Regions from separate parts of the Homo sapiens genome. Here region 2 is linked to region 1. A link is a loop called in an ENCODE intact Hi-C map of the cell type or tissue named here. Cell type or tissue: sigmoid colon. All regions are shown on one strand.

Evidence for each region. A loop is a pair of places that touch in the nucleus more often than their neighbours do. Peaks named below come from ENCODE experiments on the same cell type or tissue, not always from the same donor. Only the 100,000 strongest peaks of a DNase experiment are listed, where the experiment ranks them.
Region 2: a loop joins it to region 1, with 3 times the contacts of the local background. A loop is called at or near these places in 5 of 110 quality-filtered maps.

The regions. Positions count from the first base shown.
Region 1 is chr15:94,094,249-94,102,248 of GRCh38, forward strand. All of the region lies in intron 1 of LINC01581 (long intergenic non-protein coding RNA 1581), which reads right to left. LOC105369203 (a long non-coding RNA gene) reads right to left here and starts at 5,188. Exons shown (of 4, transcript XR_002957694.2): 1 at 5,009-5,188. In sigmoid colon, no CTCF peak of the experiment used is centred here; a DNase peak (open chromatin) is centred at 3,083; H3K4me3 peaks cover 1,535 bases.
Region 2 is chr15:94,014,803-94,022,802 of GRCh38, forward strand. The region is part of intron 2 of LINC01581 (long intergenic non-protein coding RNA 1581); the gene reads right to left. Among named protein-coding and RNA genes, the nearest start is that of LINC01581, 89 kb to the right of the region's middle. In sigmoid colon, no CTCF peak of the experiment used is centred here; DNase peaks (open chromatin) are centred at 4,459 and 7,039.

The sequences.
Region 1 (8,000 bases):
GCAGGAGTAATTGTAGATATTTATTTGCATATAAATAATAGTTGAAAGGAGTCTTACAGATACTCTGTATTTTCTCTATTTTAAAAAGCCTTTTTTTTTTTCTTTTTTGTAAAGGTTTAACAACACAAAGAGCCAATCTGTGATAATAAGACAGGCATTTCTTTATTCAGGAAAAAATGTATAGAAGACACAATTCGTCTCAAAGTGAAATAGAGATTTATGGTACATATTATAGAAAGTGAGGGTAAAAACAATGGCAAACATTACATGACTCATTCACTTTGAAACATCTTTCTTCCTACTTTTAATGCTATTAAGGGACTAGAATTGTATTCCTTTCCAGATCCTATCTAGGAGTTATAGGGGAAGCCATATCCTTGAAAAGAGACAGTGAATACATGAAAATCTGCTTTGTGTACATCTCTGGAATATTAATATTTGACACAGACAATGGATCTTTCTTCAAATTCAGATAAAATGCTATGCAAACAGAGCTTCCATACAAGTCTAAGAATAGCTCCCACCATAACCCCATCAGATTACCATCCTCAGTGTATTTTATATAGACTTGCTAGGGCTCTAACTGAAAACCAAAAATACTGGGGGAATCAAAAAATCTAGAACTATATTTTAAAGTTTTAATGGAGATAATTTCTATATAGAAATACAAATTGCCGGAATTAACACAAGAGATATTTTTAAATGTAGAGATGAATAAGAATAAAAGAAATCATTTTACAACTTAAATTGTCCCAGGAGGTAGCAGAAGAAGAAAACTTGCAGACAACTTTTACAACACTGCAATAATGCTGATAACAAAACTTAATATATACTGTCAGGTGAAGAAAGGTTACAGTACATCATATCCCTGATTGGGTGATTATTTTACTAGTATACAAAAAAGAAACATCAGAAAGAAAGATATATCATTGGGGTTCACATCTGAAATGTAAAGATATGCAGGATCTAACTCCAGAAATTCTGATTCAGTTGGTTCAGGATCTGACTCAGACACATGGGAGATGCTAATGTACAGCCATGTTGGAGACTACTGGGATAGTTGGTCTGATTCAAAGTCACGTTATATATTTTTTAAAGGCAAAGGATTATTTTAAAAATGAAATTATCACATAAAAATTAAATCATAGGGAAGCATTTGCTAACACATCATTAAAGCCCGAAAGTCTAAAAGAAAAAAAATTGCTCCATTTGACTATATAAAAATTGTTTTATTCGTCAAAGAAAAATCGCCATTGACAAAGATTTAGTAGCCCTGAAATATAAATATAAAAGATTCTTATGAATAAATCAGAGGAAGATCAAAATCCCAACTTATGTTGGAAAAAAATGAAGAGCAAAGAACCTGCAGTTGTATTTTATATTAAAATATACAAATGGTCATTAAATATACAAAAGTCTCTTACACACACACACACCAGTAGTAGAAGCAATGCAAAATAAAATAACAATAGGTAGCATTTTTTTTGAGACAGGAGTTTCGCTCTTGTCGTCCAGGCTGGAGTGCAATGGCACGATCTCAGCTCACTGAAACCTCCGCCTCCCAGGTTCAAGGGTTCTCCTGCCTCAGCCTCCTGAGTATCTGGGATTAGAGGAGCCCGCCACCATACTGAGCTATTTTTTGTATTTTTAGTAGAGACGGGGTTTCACCATGTTGGCCAGGCTGGTCTCGAACTCCTGACCTCAAGTGATCTTCCCAAAGTGCTGGGACTACAGGCGTGAGCCACCTCTCCTGGTCATAGGTAGCATTTTTAATGGAATAATGAAATTGTAAAGTAAAATGATTAAGAACATGGGCTTAAGGTTTGCAACTTCATTCTACCATTTACTAGCTACACGGTCCACAGGCAAGTTATTCAACTTCTCTGTTTTGTCATCAGTAAAAGGATTGTTGTAAGGATGAAATAAGTTTTCATATATGTAGTACCTATAACAGTACCCAGCCCACGGTAAGTGCCATTTAGCATTTTCTGTTGCTCACGCAAACGTTAAAAGCTTACTATTGTTGGCGAGAGTAAGGGGAAATATTCTCCTCGTGTGCTAGGGGTTAAACAAAGTCATACATTTATACTGAAGCACTAATTTATTCATTTATTTAATGATGATTTATTGGGTAACTTGCGTGCAACAGGGACTCCTCTGAACAGTGAGTAGTCCATAGTGAAGAGTGAACAAACAGATGAAGTACTTGATCTTATAATTTTTTTTTTTTTTTTTTTGAGACAAGGTCTCACTCCATCCCTCAGGCTGGAGTACAGTGGCATGATCTCGGCTCAGTGCAGCCTCGGCCTCCTGGGTTCAGGGAATTCTCCCACCTCAGCCTTCCAAGTAGCTTGGACTGCAGACACAAGTCACAATACCAGGCTAATATTTGGTGTTTTTGTAGAGAAAGGGTTTCACCATGTTGCCCAGGCTGGTCTGGAACTCCTGAGCCCAAGGTATCTCCAGCCACTTTATCCTCCCAAAGTTCTGGGATTACGGGGGTGAACCACCATGCTTATATTCTAATGGGTAGTAAGTAAATGTTTACATAGGTAATATAATAAAAGAATTATAAGGGTTATAAAGAAAAACAAAGAATAGGGAGATAGAGAGTGACAGAGGTAAAATGGTCAGGAAAGACTTTTCAAAGGATATGATATTTGAGCAGAAATTTGAAAAAAAAAAGAAATCCCTGAGAATGAGGAGGAGGCTTTCAGGCCCTGTGATGGGATGGGATCAAGAACTATTTTACTAGAGAGCACTTAGCAAGGCAAAGAGAAAGGAAATAAAGTTTGAGACGAAGGCACGGTTCAGAACATTCAGGGCCTTGTAGGACAGAGGATGGAATTCAGACCTTATTGGAAGTGTTGTGAAAAGTTTTGGAGGGTATCAGTTAGTGGTATGCTGGTAAATGTTTTAAAAACAGCTTTCCAGGGAAAAGAAAGTGATCTGTAGCATTTGCCAAACTCCATGGTGTGTATATCCTACCATGGCCAATTTCAGTATACTAAAGTGAAGTCACTGGAGGCGGAGTTAGTAAGAGATGAGCACCACTGGCTCTCTCCTACGTCAGCGCTGGCCAGCTCTAGTACATTGCAGCCACAAGAAAGTAAAAAGAGTTACATACTTTTTTTTTTTTGAGACAGAGTTTCACTCTGTCCGCCCAGGCTGGAGAGCAATGGCAAGATCTCGGCTCACTGCAACCTCCACCTCACAGGTTGGAGCAATTCTCCCACCTCAGCCTCCCAAGTAGCTGGGATTACAGGCATGCGCCACCACACCCAGCTAATTTTTGTATTTTTAGTAGAGACGGGGTTTCACCATGTTGGCCAGACTGCTCTCGAACTCCTGACCTCAAGTGATTCGCTCCTCTCGGCCTCCCAAAGTGCTGGGATTACAGGCGAGAGCCACCATGCCTGGCCTATACATTTTTTAAAGGATCATCATGAAAACAGGATGGATAACAGACCCTAAGGAAACAAAAGTAGAAGGAGAAAGGCCAGATAGACAGTGTGTTGTTAAGTAATACAGACAATAAATCAAAGTGACTCAGACTATGTTGGTAACACTGGAGAGTAATAAAAGCAAATGCCTACACAGTGTTTCTGAGGGCTAGACCCTGTTTTTAACCTTTTACATATTAACTCGTTTAATTCTCACAGCTTCCTATAAGTGAAATACTTTTATCCTCCTTATATAAATGAGGACACAAACATGGAGAAGTTACTAACTTGCTCAAAGCTAGAAAGAATGAAGGTGATTCGATGTCAATGACAGTTAACCCTTGAAGAACATGTGTTTGAACAACACAGATCCACTTGTATGTAGATTTCCCTCTGCTTCTGCCACTCCTGAAACAGTAAAAGCAACCCCCCACTTCCTCCTCCTCACCTACTCAGTGTAAAGACAAGGATGAAGACCTTCATGATGATCCACTTCCACTTAATGAAGAGTAAATATATTTTCTCTTTTTTATAATTTTCTTAATGACATTTTTTCTCTAGCTTACTTTTTTAAAGAATACAGTATGTGATGCATATAAAATACAAAATATGTGTTAATGAACTGTTTATGTTATCCATAAGGCTTCCAGTCAACAGGAGGCTATTAGTAGTGAAGTTTTGAGGAAGTAAAAAAAGTATACACGGACTATCAATTACAAGGGGTGTTGGCACCCCTAATACCCATGCTGTCCAAGGGTCAATTGTAATTTGATTGGCTCCACCGTATTGCCTTTCAGGTGTAGGCAACCAAGTGGCAACTGAACAGATACACCAATTATATCCACAAATTCAAGATGGGTTTTAAAGGTAGAGTCAATAGAATTTTCTAATGAATTGGGTAAACATTTAATCAGTTCAGTTCTTATTGTACTCCTATAGTTACAGTGCTATTGTTTTCATTTTCAAGATACTGCATTGGACTATGAGTTGAGGTACTTTATCCCCTATGGTGATAGGATTATACTCCTCTCTATCCCACTAATAACTATAAATTATTATTTTTGTATATTTGGGGTAAGTGTAATATGCACGGTATTTTTTCTAATATATGGGGAAAATAGTTACACTTTTCTATTTAACATTCTAGAAACAAGCATTGTGTTTTCAATTTTTCTTAATCCCACAATAAATAGTACTGAAACCTCCAAACTGAGGATCTTGGATATCAGTACATATTTGAATGCTTCTCATTTGGAATTTCTGAAAATCACCCAGACTACTGTTTCTCAAGCGAATTATGCATACAAATCACATGAAACTATTTTTAAAATGTGGTTTCTGATTCTGTAGGTCTGGAGACAGGAATTTCTGAATGGCTGGGTGATGAAGTTGAAAAACTGTTGCATAAAGCAGTGTTAAAACTGTAACAATTTGCCAAAAATTACTATTTAAAGACTTTGGGAATTGACCAAAGAACATATAACAAAATTTAGAAGCACTTATCTGAGAAAATCTACTGTGACATTTTAGCTAGGAATTTTTCCCATCTCTGCACCCCCACTCACCAATAGTATGGAGCAGAAGTTCCATCCAGACAGGCAGGACAGATCATAATGCCTGGAAGCTCTGCTCCCTGCTAGAGGAGAACTTGCAGCATTTGGAGCAGATAGTGGAAAATCCTCTTGTTGAAAACAAGAAAGCTACGAGTGGCAAACGTAACATAAACAGGGAAGGATAACATCAGCCTCAGGTCCGTCCTAGTTGGGAGATTTCACAGAACAGCAAAGCAGCCAGAAATGTAACAGGAAGATTTAGCTAAATGAGACGGACAAAAGGAACCCTGTTGAGATCCCACTTACACCTGGTCATCTGGAAGCCTATACACATGCACAAAGCTGTGTGTCCCTGCTTAGGAGAAACCACAGAAGGCTCTAGTGAGCTACCCACCACTGGCTTAAAATAAGACCTTGCAAATGCAGAACATATAAACCAAGGCATATTTGTAAGCTCCCTGGACTTTGAAAACATTCCCCAAGATGGCCCCAATTCTCCCTAACTTCCAGTATTCACATTCTTATGTGATTCCCTCCCTTGAGTATGGGCACGACTCGTGAATTGCTTCTAACAAATAGAGTATTGCAAAAATGACAGAATGTCACTTCCTGGATTATGTTACATAACATTTTAATGTCTATATTTCTAGGAAACTCTCTCCCTTTCTGGTTTTGATGGAATAAGTTTCTATATTGTACGCTGCCCTGTACAGAGGCCTGTGTGGCAAGGAACTGAGGAAGGCTTCTAGCTTATAGTTAGCAACAAACTGAGGCCATCAGTCTTGTAACCTACAAGGAACTGAATTCTGGTAACAACCATGTCAACTTAGAAGTGCATCTTTCACCAGCTGAGCCTTGAGGTGAGACTTCAGCCCTAGCCAATACATTGATGGCAACTTTATGAATTTCTGAAGCAGAAAATATAGCCAAGTCAAGTCCAAACCCCTGACTCACAGAAACTTTGAGATAATAAAAGAAAAAGAATGGATAGGCCACATAGGGGTAGGAGTGGTGGGGAACTGTGGAGTGGAGCCGCTCCCAGATACAAGATCTCCTGATCCTCAAGTGGCACCCTGTTGAGGATTTACCTTCCATCCATGGGGAAGTAGAAGCCAAGGGCGTATTCTATAGAGGAGGGCAACTACCTCTCAGCTTGAACTCAGGACTCTAATCATTCCTCAAGTCCTGGCATGTAACAGGGGCACTGTGGGGAACGAGCCATGCTCCCTTTAGGTTCATCAGCATTTAGCCAGGAAGAGTCACACATGACTGTGCTGGACCAAGGAAAGCCTGCAGTTTCATATTCTAGATGGTGTGTGTGTACACGTACTCATGCACACACCACAGGGTGAATTAAAAGGGCTCAGTCACAGAATAACTATGTTGATATCTGCTGAGAAAAGCAGTCTCGTGTACAGTCTTCTGACCCTCCTTGGCCACATAAGAATGGGCCATGAGCCTGGAACACTTCCTTACCAAGTGTGGGACTATTTTTCCCTGTTTCAGGCTCAATGAGTATCCCTTAGTTCTGCTTAAGTATGTATGTCAATGACCCTCAGGCATGTCTCCAGTTTTCTGTATTTCATATTCCTTGGGGTAGGGGTCAGAGTCCTTCTGTTGTGATGGGAGAGGAGTGTGTTTAGGTAAATTGCCCTACTTGGATGCCAGGGGTTGTGGGGTGGGAACCCTCTGGCCACGGAGGACTGACATGCCATTGAAGCTGATCTGGCTCTGTCTCTTCTCTGTGTAAGTAAAGCGTTGTCCCATCTGGTGCTTGACTGCTTTGTTTTCCTTGGCAACGTCAGTACCAAAATGCAATGGACAGAAGTGTTTGGATGTTTATTCCTGGTGGTTGGCATAGTGTTGATGATCTTCGCTATTCTCCATGTATTTGGAGTCTTTCCCTGGGACTGGTAACTGTTTCACAGTGCACTGTTCCATGATATCGTTTGTTTACTGATCCCAGTAGTCAGGGACAATACCTCTTCATTTTAGTTGGAATTCATTTGTTCAGGAAATGTTTGGGTAGCTGGCTGGTTGCGGCAGACATGTTGTGGTATAGCTTCACGCGTAAACTCAGAAGTCTCTCCCTGGCTAGCCTGTGCCACTGCCCATGGTTTAGAGCCAGGTTTGGGACTAGTACAAGCCATGAAGCACCCAGGGTGTGCAATTTAAGGAGGTGCTTGCTCTCACGTTGTGCAGGTGCTAGCGCCTCACTTGCCTCACCCTAGTCCCACCCTGATTAGTGTAGAATTTCCCAAGAGAACAATAACCCTTCAAATCATTCCAAGAAAAAAATAAGTCCTTTCAGCAAATAAATTTAAGAAATGTTACACAAATTATACACCATTAAGAAACTTACTTGTCGGCCGGGCGCGGTGGCTCACGCCTGTAATCCCAGCACTTTGGGAGGCCGAGGCGGGTGGATCACGAGGTCAGGAGATCGAGACCATCCTGGCTAACAAGGTGAAACCCCGTCTCTACTAAAAATACAAAAAATTAGCCGGGCGCGGTGGCGGGCGCCTGTAGTCCCAGCTACTCGGGAGGCTGAGGCAGGAGAATGGCGTGAACCCGGGAAGCGGAGCTTGCAGTGAGCCGAGATTGCGCCACTGCAGTCCGCAGTCCGGCCTGGGCGACAGAGCGAGACTCCGTCTCAAAAAAAAAAAAAAAAAAAAAAAAAAAAAAAAAAAAAAAAAGAAACTTACTTGTCAAAACTCTCTATTTAAACTTTAAGAAGTCTAAAAATGAAAGAAACCTGCTTAACTTTGCCTAAGCCAGCCCTTTCCAAAATTTTGGCTGATTTTTTTGTTTTTGTTTTTTTGCAAAGAATTTGTATTGAAATCCATTAAGTACACTCTGGGAAGTGCTAGGTTTCAGTTATGTTAATATGGCTTTAAGAATCATCAAACAAATGCCTCCCAGAATCTAACTGGTGTGCTGCCGATTTGGATAATTTCCACTTAACTATTTATGAAATCATGTAAAAGAGGCTTCCTTCCATTAT
Region 2 (8,000 bases), 79 kb before region 1:
GCACAAGTGAAGGTGGCCAAGGGGTTGAGAGGGGAAAAGGGGAGGGGTGTGTGGAGGGCTCCAGAATTTAAAAAAAAAAAAGAAAAGAAGAAGAAAAATTAACAAAATTTTACCTATTGAATCCAACTGCTATCCTCCTGCTCTGCTCCCAGGATGCCAGCAAGAGCAGCACATACTTCAAATAAGACAGTATGGGCTTTATTCTTTGTTAGAGCAAAACTCAAAAAGCCAAAACAAACCAAAGAAAACTCTGGACAAGTTAAATTTAACAGAATTGGCCAGGCCCGGTGGCTCACACTTGTAGTCTCAGCACTTTGGGAGGCCGAGGTGGGCGGATCACTTGAGGTCAGAAGTTCGAGACCAGCCTGGCCAACATGGTGAAACCCTGTCTCCACTAAAAATACAAAAATTAGCCAGATGTGGTGGTGCGTGCCTGTAATCCCAGCTCCTCAGGATGCTGAGGCAGGAGAATCTCTGGAATCTGGGAGGTGGAGGTTGCAGTGAGCTAAGATCACACCACTGCACTCCAGCCTGGGTGACAGAGCGAGACTTCGTCTCAAAAATAAATAAATAAGTAAATAAAATAACATAAAAATTAACAGAGTCGATTTGAGCAAAGAACTGTTTATGAATCAGGCAGTACTCAGAACCAGAACCGGAAGTGGTTCAGAGAGCTTCATGCTTCATTTCACAACATGAATGGTATTTATAGACTGAAAATGGAAGTGTTATACAGAAATAGTTTTATGGGTTACAGCTAGGCATTTGTCTTCCTTGGACATGGTTTGATCAGTTGACAGCCCGTGACTGGCTTAAACTTGGCTGCTTGTAGTTGGCTGAGACCCTACTATGTGTTACAAGAAATACATAGTTAGATCTTGGTTCATTTGTCTGCTGGCTTTGGTTGCAGTTCATTAAGTAGAAACTCAAGGTGTGGGGACTGCCTCAGGCCAATGGCATCTTACTTTAAAGGTGTTAAATTTACTTGTTAAATATGTTTACTTGTTAAATAAATTTAACACCTTTCTAAAGAAACATACTGTGTCAAAGAAAAAAGACCTATTGATGTTGACATATGGGGTCCTGTCATGAAAATGATGAAAAGAAAATTATAAAATAAATTACATAGAACACATTTTAGAACTGAAGATCATGACTGTCCAGATTGAAAAGGCCCACTGAGCATCCAATGTCATAAGTGAAAAATGACTGTCAGGTCATATCCTTATAAAATTTCAGAACAATGAAGATGATTTTCCTAATCTTAAATGTTTTAAGATATATAGAGAGAAGAGTCACATATAAAGGGTGGGAATCAGAAGGTCTACCAACTTCTCAAGGCAACACTGTAAGCTTAAAGAGAATAGAGCAATGCCTTCAAAACCCTGGGGAAAATGTTTCCCCCAAAATGTAATCTTTTCAAAATTTTAATCACTGATGGATATCATCGATCATTACAAAAATGCAAGTCAAAAATCACAACGAAATTCCATCTCATACCAGTCAGAATGGCTATTACTAAAAAGTCAAAAAATAACAGATGCTAGTGAGGTTGCGGAGAAAAGGGAAATCTTGTTCACTGTTAGTGGAAGTGTGAATTAGTTCAACCATTGTGGGAAGCACTATGGCGATTCCTCAAAGAGCTAAAAGCAGAACTACCATTAAACCCAGCAGTCCCATTACTGGGTATATACCCAGAGGAATATAAGTCATTTTACCATTAATACACATACAGGCAAATGTTCATTGCCACATATTCACAATAACAAAGACATGGAATCAACCTAAATGCCCATTTAGACGGATTGGATAAAGGAAATGTGGTACATATACACCACACCGTGGAATACTATGCAGCCATAAAAAATGAGATCATGCCTTTTGCAGGAACATGGATGGAGCGGGAAGCTATTATCCTTAGCAAATTAATGCAGGAGCAGAAAACCAAATGCCACACGTTCTCACTTATTAGTGGGAGCTAAATGATAACTTATACATGCAAAGAAGGACACAACAGACTCCGAGGTGGAGGAGGGTGGAAGGAGGGAGAAGAGCAGAAAAGGTAACTATTGGGTACTGGGCTTAATACCTAGGTGACAAAATAATCTGTACAACAAACCCCCGTGACATGAGTTTATCTATGTAACAAACCTTCACGTGTACCCCTGAAGCTAACGTAAAAGTTTAACATTTTTAATTAATATAAGAATAATAAAGACATATACAGACATATAACATCTGAAAAATTGATACCTATATGGCATTTCTTAGAATATACTTATTGATGTGTTCCACTAAAGTAAAGGAATAAAACTATAAAGAGAAAGATGTGGGACCAAGTGAATAATGATTCTATCACAGAATAGGTAAAGACATCTTCTGGCTGGGAGTGGTGGCTCATACCTGTAATCCCAGCACTTTGGGAGGCTGAGGAGGGTGGATCACGAGGTCAGGAGACGGAGACCATCCTGACCAACATGGTGAAACACCGTATCTACTAAAAATACAAAACTTAACTGGGCGTGGTGGCATGAGCTTGTAGTCCTAGCTACTCGGGAGGCTGAGGCAGGAGAATCACTTGAACCCAGGAGGTGGAGGTTGCCGTGAGCTGAGGTCATGCCACTGCACTCCAGCCTGGCAACAGAGTGAGACTCCATCTCAATAATAATAATAATAATTTAAATAACTTCATGTGCCTATTGACCACCACACTGGAAAATGTGCTCTAGATGATGGTAAAGGAAACTATCAAAATGATGGGAGAGGGAGGTTTCATGAATTACAAGGTACACAGCTATAGCTGATCATGTAGTCCCCCATCTCACATCCTTTTTTGCAATGCGGCTTTCCTATGACTCTGGGAAGAGGTGGGGCTTATTCCTTCTTCTCTTAGGTCTGGACTAGCTTTGTGACTGTTGTGAACAATAGAATTGAGTAGAAATTACATTCTGGGACTTTTGAGGTCCAAACATTGAGAAATCTGGTACCTTTGGCTTTTGAATACTGGAGAAAGCCAAACAGTTTAATAACCCTGAGATGGCTATTCTATGAGGAGGCCCAAGCTCACCACATGGAGCCACCTGAGGCCTGATGAGATGGAGGGAGTCTTGAGGTCTTGATACCCTAGTCAGAATTGCTCAGCTGAGCAACCTATGGAACCGTGAGAGATGATAGAATGGATGTTGTATAAAGCCGCTGAGTTTAGTGTTGTTCGTTACCCAGCCAGCCCAGATTGGAGCTGGAGGAGAGAGGGTTCTGGGAGTAACATGTATAAGATGGGCCTCATAGATTACCTGGTGTGTCTGACTTCCTGAGGATGTGTTGTACCTTGTCTATCAGAGTTTTTGTGGAAGAAGAATTGCTAACAACCACGTAACAAGCCAAGCAAACAAAAAATAAAAATCTCAGCTGGGCGCAGTGGCTCATGCCTGTAATCCCAGCACTTTGGGAGGCCGAGGCAGGCGAATCACCTGAGATCGGGAGTTCATGACTTGCCTGACCAACATGGTGAAACCCCATCTCTACTAAACATACAAAATTAGCCGGGCATGGTGGAGCATGCCTGTAATCCCAGCTACTCGGGAGGCTGAGGCAGGAGAACTGCTTGAACCCGGGAGGCGGAGGTTGCGGTGAGCCGAGATGGCGCCACTGCACTCCAGCCTGGGCAACAAGAGCAAAACTCCATCTCAAAAATAAAATAAATAAATAAACAAAAATCTCCAGAAAACCAAAGTTTTGTGCAAGAAAATAAATATAATCCTAGCACACTGCAGAATTTAGTTCGTGAACATTAGGTAGCATGTACAATCATAATGCAAACAGAATTCTCCTATTGAGAGTCTGGAAATGATGGAAGAGAGGAAGAAGATGTATCTCTTCTTCCCCCCACTCTGGAGGTGGGGAGAATGTAAGAGCAATTAAATATTCATCGTCTTTAGTGGAAGACAATAGATAATCTCTCTAAATGAAAATATCAAACATGTTGGTTATATACCAGTAGAAAAATCGAAAGAATTGTATGTGTTTGCTACTGAGGAACATGAATTTGGGGTCTAGATGAGTGAAATAAATACTGCATGTTTTTCATACAGGATTATTTCACATATTGGAAGATAAATACATATTTTGAGATATTACTTTTTTTTTTTTGAGACAGAGTTTCGCTCTTATTGCCCAGGCTGGAGTGCAATGGCACAATCTCGGCTCACTGCAACCTCTGCCTCCTGGCTTCAAGTGATTCTCCAAGCGATTCTCCTGCCTCAGCTTCCCGGGTAGCTGGGATTACAGGCGCCCACTACCACGCCCGGCTAATTTTTGTATTTTCAGTAGAGACGGGGTTTCACTATGTTGGCCAGGCTGGTCTTGACCTCCAGACCTCAAGCAGTCTGCCCGCCTCAGCCTCCCAAAGTGCGGAGATTACAGGCGTGAGTCACTGGGCCTGGCCCGGGCCCGAGATACTAACTTTTAAAAAAGATCAAAGGAATTGAAGTAACTCCAGTTGTCAGAACCTGGTTAAAAGCCTCCCCTGGTTAGGCCATCCTAGCCAAGGATGAGAAAGTCTTCCCACAGGGAGACAGCCCACAGTCAGTAGTCTCGGCTTTAATTTTGCCATTTCTGCACCTCCTCTTGTGCACTTATACACATTTTAGTGGGGAAATAAGAGAGGGCAAGTCCGCAGGTGTTAGTTGGTAAACTTTACTGCCCTAAAACCCCAAACTCTTTTTTCATGCGGTCTCCTCTGACCCAGATCGTCTTCAAATATCGAACGCTGAATTGGGCCGGGCGCGGTGGCTCCCACCTGTCATCCCAGCACTTTGGGAGGCCGAGGCGGGCGGATTATGAGGTCAGGAGATCGAGACCATCCTGGCTAACACGGTGAAACCCCGTCTCTACTAAAAATACAAAAAAAAAAAATTAGCCGGGCGTGATGGCGGGCACCTGTAGTCCCAGCTACTCGGGAGGCTGAGGCAGGAGAATGGCGTGAACCCGGGAGGCGGAGCTGGCAGTGAGCCGAGATTGTGCCACTGCACTCCAGCCTGGGGGACAGTGAGACTCCGTCTCAAAAACAACAACAACAACAACAACAACAAAACACTGAATTAAGCTTCATAATTTACTTAGTTTTTAATTAATTTATTTATTTTTAGAGATGGAGCCTTGCTATGTTGCCCAGGCTGGAGAGCTATGGCTACTCACAGGCACAATTATGGTGCACTATGGCCTCAAACTGCTGGCCTCAAGTGATCCTCCTCCCTCAGCCTCCCTGAGCATCTGGACTACAGAGACACCACCACACTTGGCTTTTAACTTACATAGCTTCAATCACAAAGCCTAATAGGACCTGATTGTCATGAGCTTTTTGGAAAGAAGTTGAAATAGAGGATTGCGGAGGAGGGTATGATGTCTCACGGATTGCCCAGCAGATCCAAATTATGCTTCCCGGAGATGTGACTACTTTAGTATTTACCAAAGGGCATTGATACTCTGATTGGTCTTTTCATATGGGTGGAGAACTAGAACAGACTCCTCCAGGCTAGTTGTGTTTAAGCAGGAGTTGAAGGCAGCAGGGAAGTCCTCTTTGAAATAGGATTGCAATCTGAGGCTGGTAATTCAGGTCATTGGCACGGAGCAGGGAGAAGGAAGTCAGTATCTTTTGTGAAAAAGAAACAGCTGAAGTGGGGCTGCATAATAATGTCTCATCAAGAAGACCTTGGTTCAGGGTCCTTCACTATGATGAGCATGAAAACTGAAATTCTAATCTGGAATTGAAGAGGAATCCAACTATAAGAAGCTCTTTTTTTTTTTTTTTTTTTGAGATGGAGTTTCTCTCTTGTCTCCTGGGCTGGAGTGCAGTGGCGTGATCTCGGCTCACTGCAACCTCTGCCTCCCAGGTTCAAGCCATTCTCCTGCCTCAGCCTCCCAAGTAGCTGGGATTACAGGTGCACAGCACTACCACCCGGCTAATTTTTGTATTTTCAGTAGAGATGGGGTTTCACCATGCTGGCTAGGCTGGTCTCGAACTCCTGACCTCAGGTGATCCACCCACCTCAGCTCCCAAAGTGCTGGGATTACAGGCATGAGCCACTGCTCCTGGCCAATAAGCTCACTATTAATTCTTTCTTTTCTTCTCCATTAAATTGACTCCCATAGTCCTTCATATCCTTCCAGAAAGTCCTTTGATTTCTTTGACTCCCCGCCCCCCTATGATGGAGTAAGATGTCCCTCCTCTCCACCCCAACAGAGCTCTGTGCTTGTCCTTCTGCTAGCATTCACCCCACCCTCCACAGCTTCCTACTTGCTTGTCTCCATCTCCCACAAAATTTTTAAGTGCTCAGAGAGAACCGTTCATTGTTTCACCCTCAGGACCCAGCACAGAGAAATGTCTCAAATATATTTGTTAAACACAGGCAGTAAAATATGCACATGTATTTATATTCTTAGACAATGTATGCCCTTTATTGATGGATTCTCACGCTCTCAAGCCATTAGATATATCCATGTGGTTCCCAAATGTCATCATGCCTTTCCTAGCCTGGGATGCAAAATCCACAAGTCTGAGGCCGTTATGTTTTCTAAGACTCATCTAATTTTAAAATAAGCAATAAAACAAAACAATAGTCCTTATTTCCTTAAGCTAAGCCTTCTTACAATGGTATACTTTGCTTTTACTTGCAACCTCAACTATCTTAAAGAGGTGACCCAGAAAGACTACTCATGCTTCCCCCGGGGCTCTCTGAAAACTTCCTTTCTTAAAGCTATTTAGTGGGCATATGACCCAACCAAATGACCCTTTTTAATAGACATTCCCCCCACACCTGGCTTTTATTATGTCATAGGAGGTAAAGAGAAATCCCAAGACCCTTCCCCAAACCTAGAGAGCTGCTGGCCTTCAGAGCTGACCCCCTTCCTTCAGACTGTCCCTGCAGCGGTTCTGCAAAATCACACTCACAGCACACTGTGTATTGTGGGGTTGGCATAGATGTTTTGAAACTAGGCAGACCTTGTGCAGTGTTTAGTTTTTGGCAGAATTTATGTTTTTGGCTGGCTGCCACTGTGAAATGTGTTTAGTTTTAACTGACAGTCCTGGTCAACACTGCAGGTCATAGGTAAGTCTAGCTCATTCTGACTAGGTGAAGCCAGATCTGCTGCTTCCCAGTTTTCTTTTGGTTTTTTACTGTCTTGGTAAAGAAGAATTTCTAATAGACACATAGCAAAACATTTCTGTCCTTCTACCTGATCCTCTGTGATAAACTCTTCCTGCTCTGTGATGACATTCTTCTTCAGTGACCAGACATCCAGGGGTTGGGAGAAGCTACTCGGGAAGTTGCAAGAGTAGGGATTAGGCTGTACACTGGGAAGTAAGACTGTGGTGTGGTATGGAGCAGAAGGTTGCCGGGAGAAATCCTCAGGAGTGTAAAATGTGACATTTTCCTCCTTAAACCTGGGCTGGAGCAGTGTCAGGAGCAATCTGGCAGGATGCTGAAGAGCAGTGAGAGGAGGACGGGAGTACCGCCAACCTGACATGAGACCTTGATGTTGGGGCACCAGGGTCATTGAGACACAAGGAGTCTCTGTTTCATTTTTCTCCCCCCAGAGGGATTTGCACCCAACCATCTTGTGACTGCTTTTTTAATTCAGTTCAGTGAAAATGACCGTGCTTTTTCCTACTATCTCAACCAAAATTTGTATCCATGCCAGGCTGGGAAAGCATATACTTCCTGAATGAAAAGTGTGATCCAACCATTATGAGCCCCAGAGGGTCTTTGTGGGATTAGTCACTGAGTTGCAGTATGGCAGAGGTGTGGGGTCAATACCATTTCCACTGTGATATGACAATGACATTGAGGACTTGTCAAAGTCAAAGATCACCCACCGAGTTTGTAAATATGATTTAAAAGCTGAGAGAAATGATGACCATATGACAATTAGCAATAATCACTTGAGAATCTTCAGTATTCGGGATGCATTTATTTTCTTTTTAAAAAAGAAGGTAAATAATA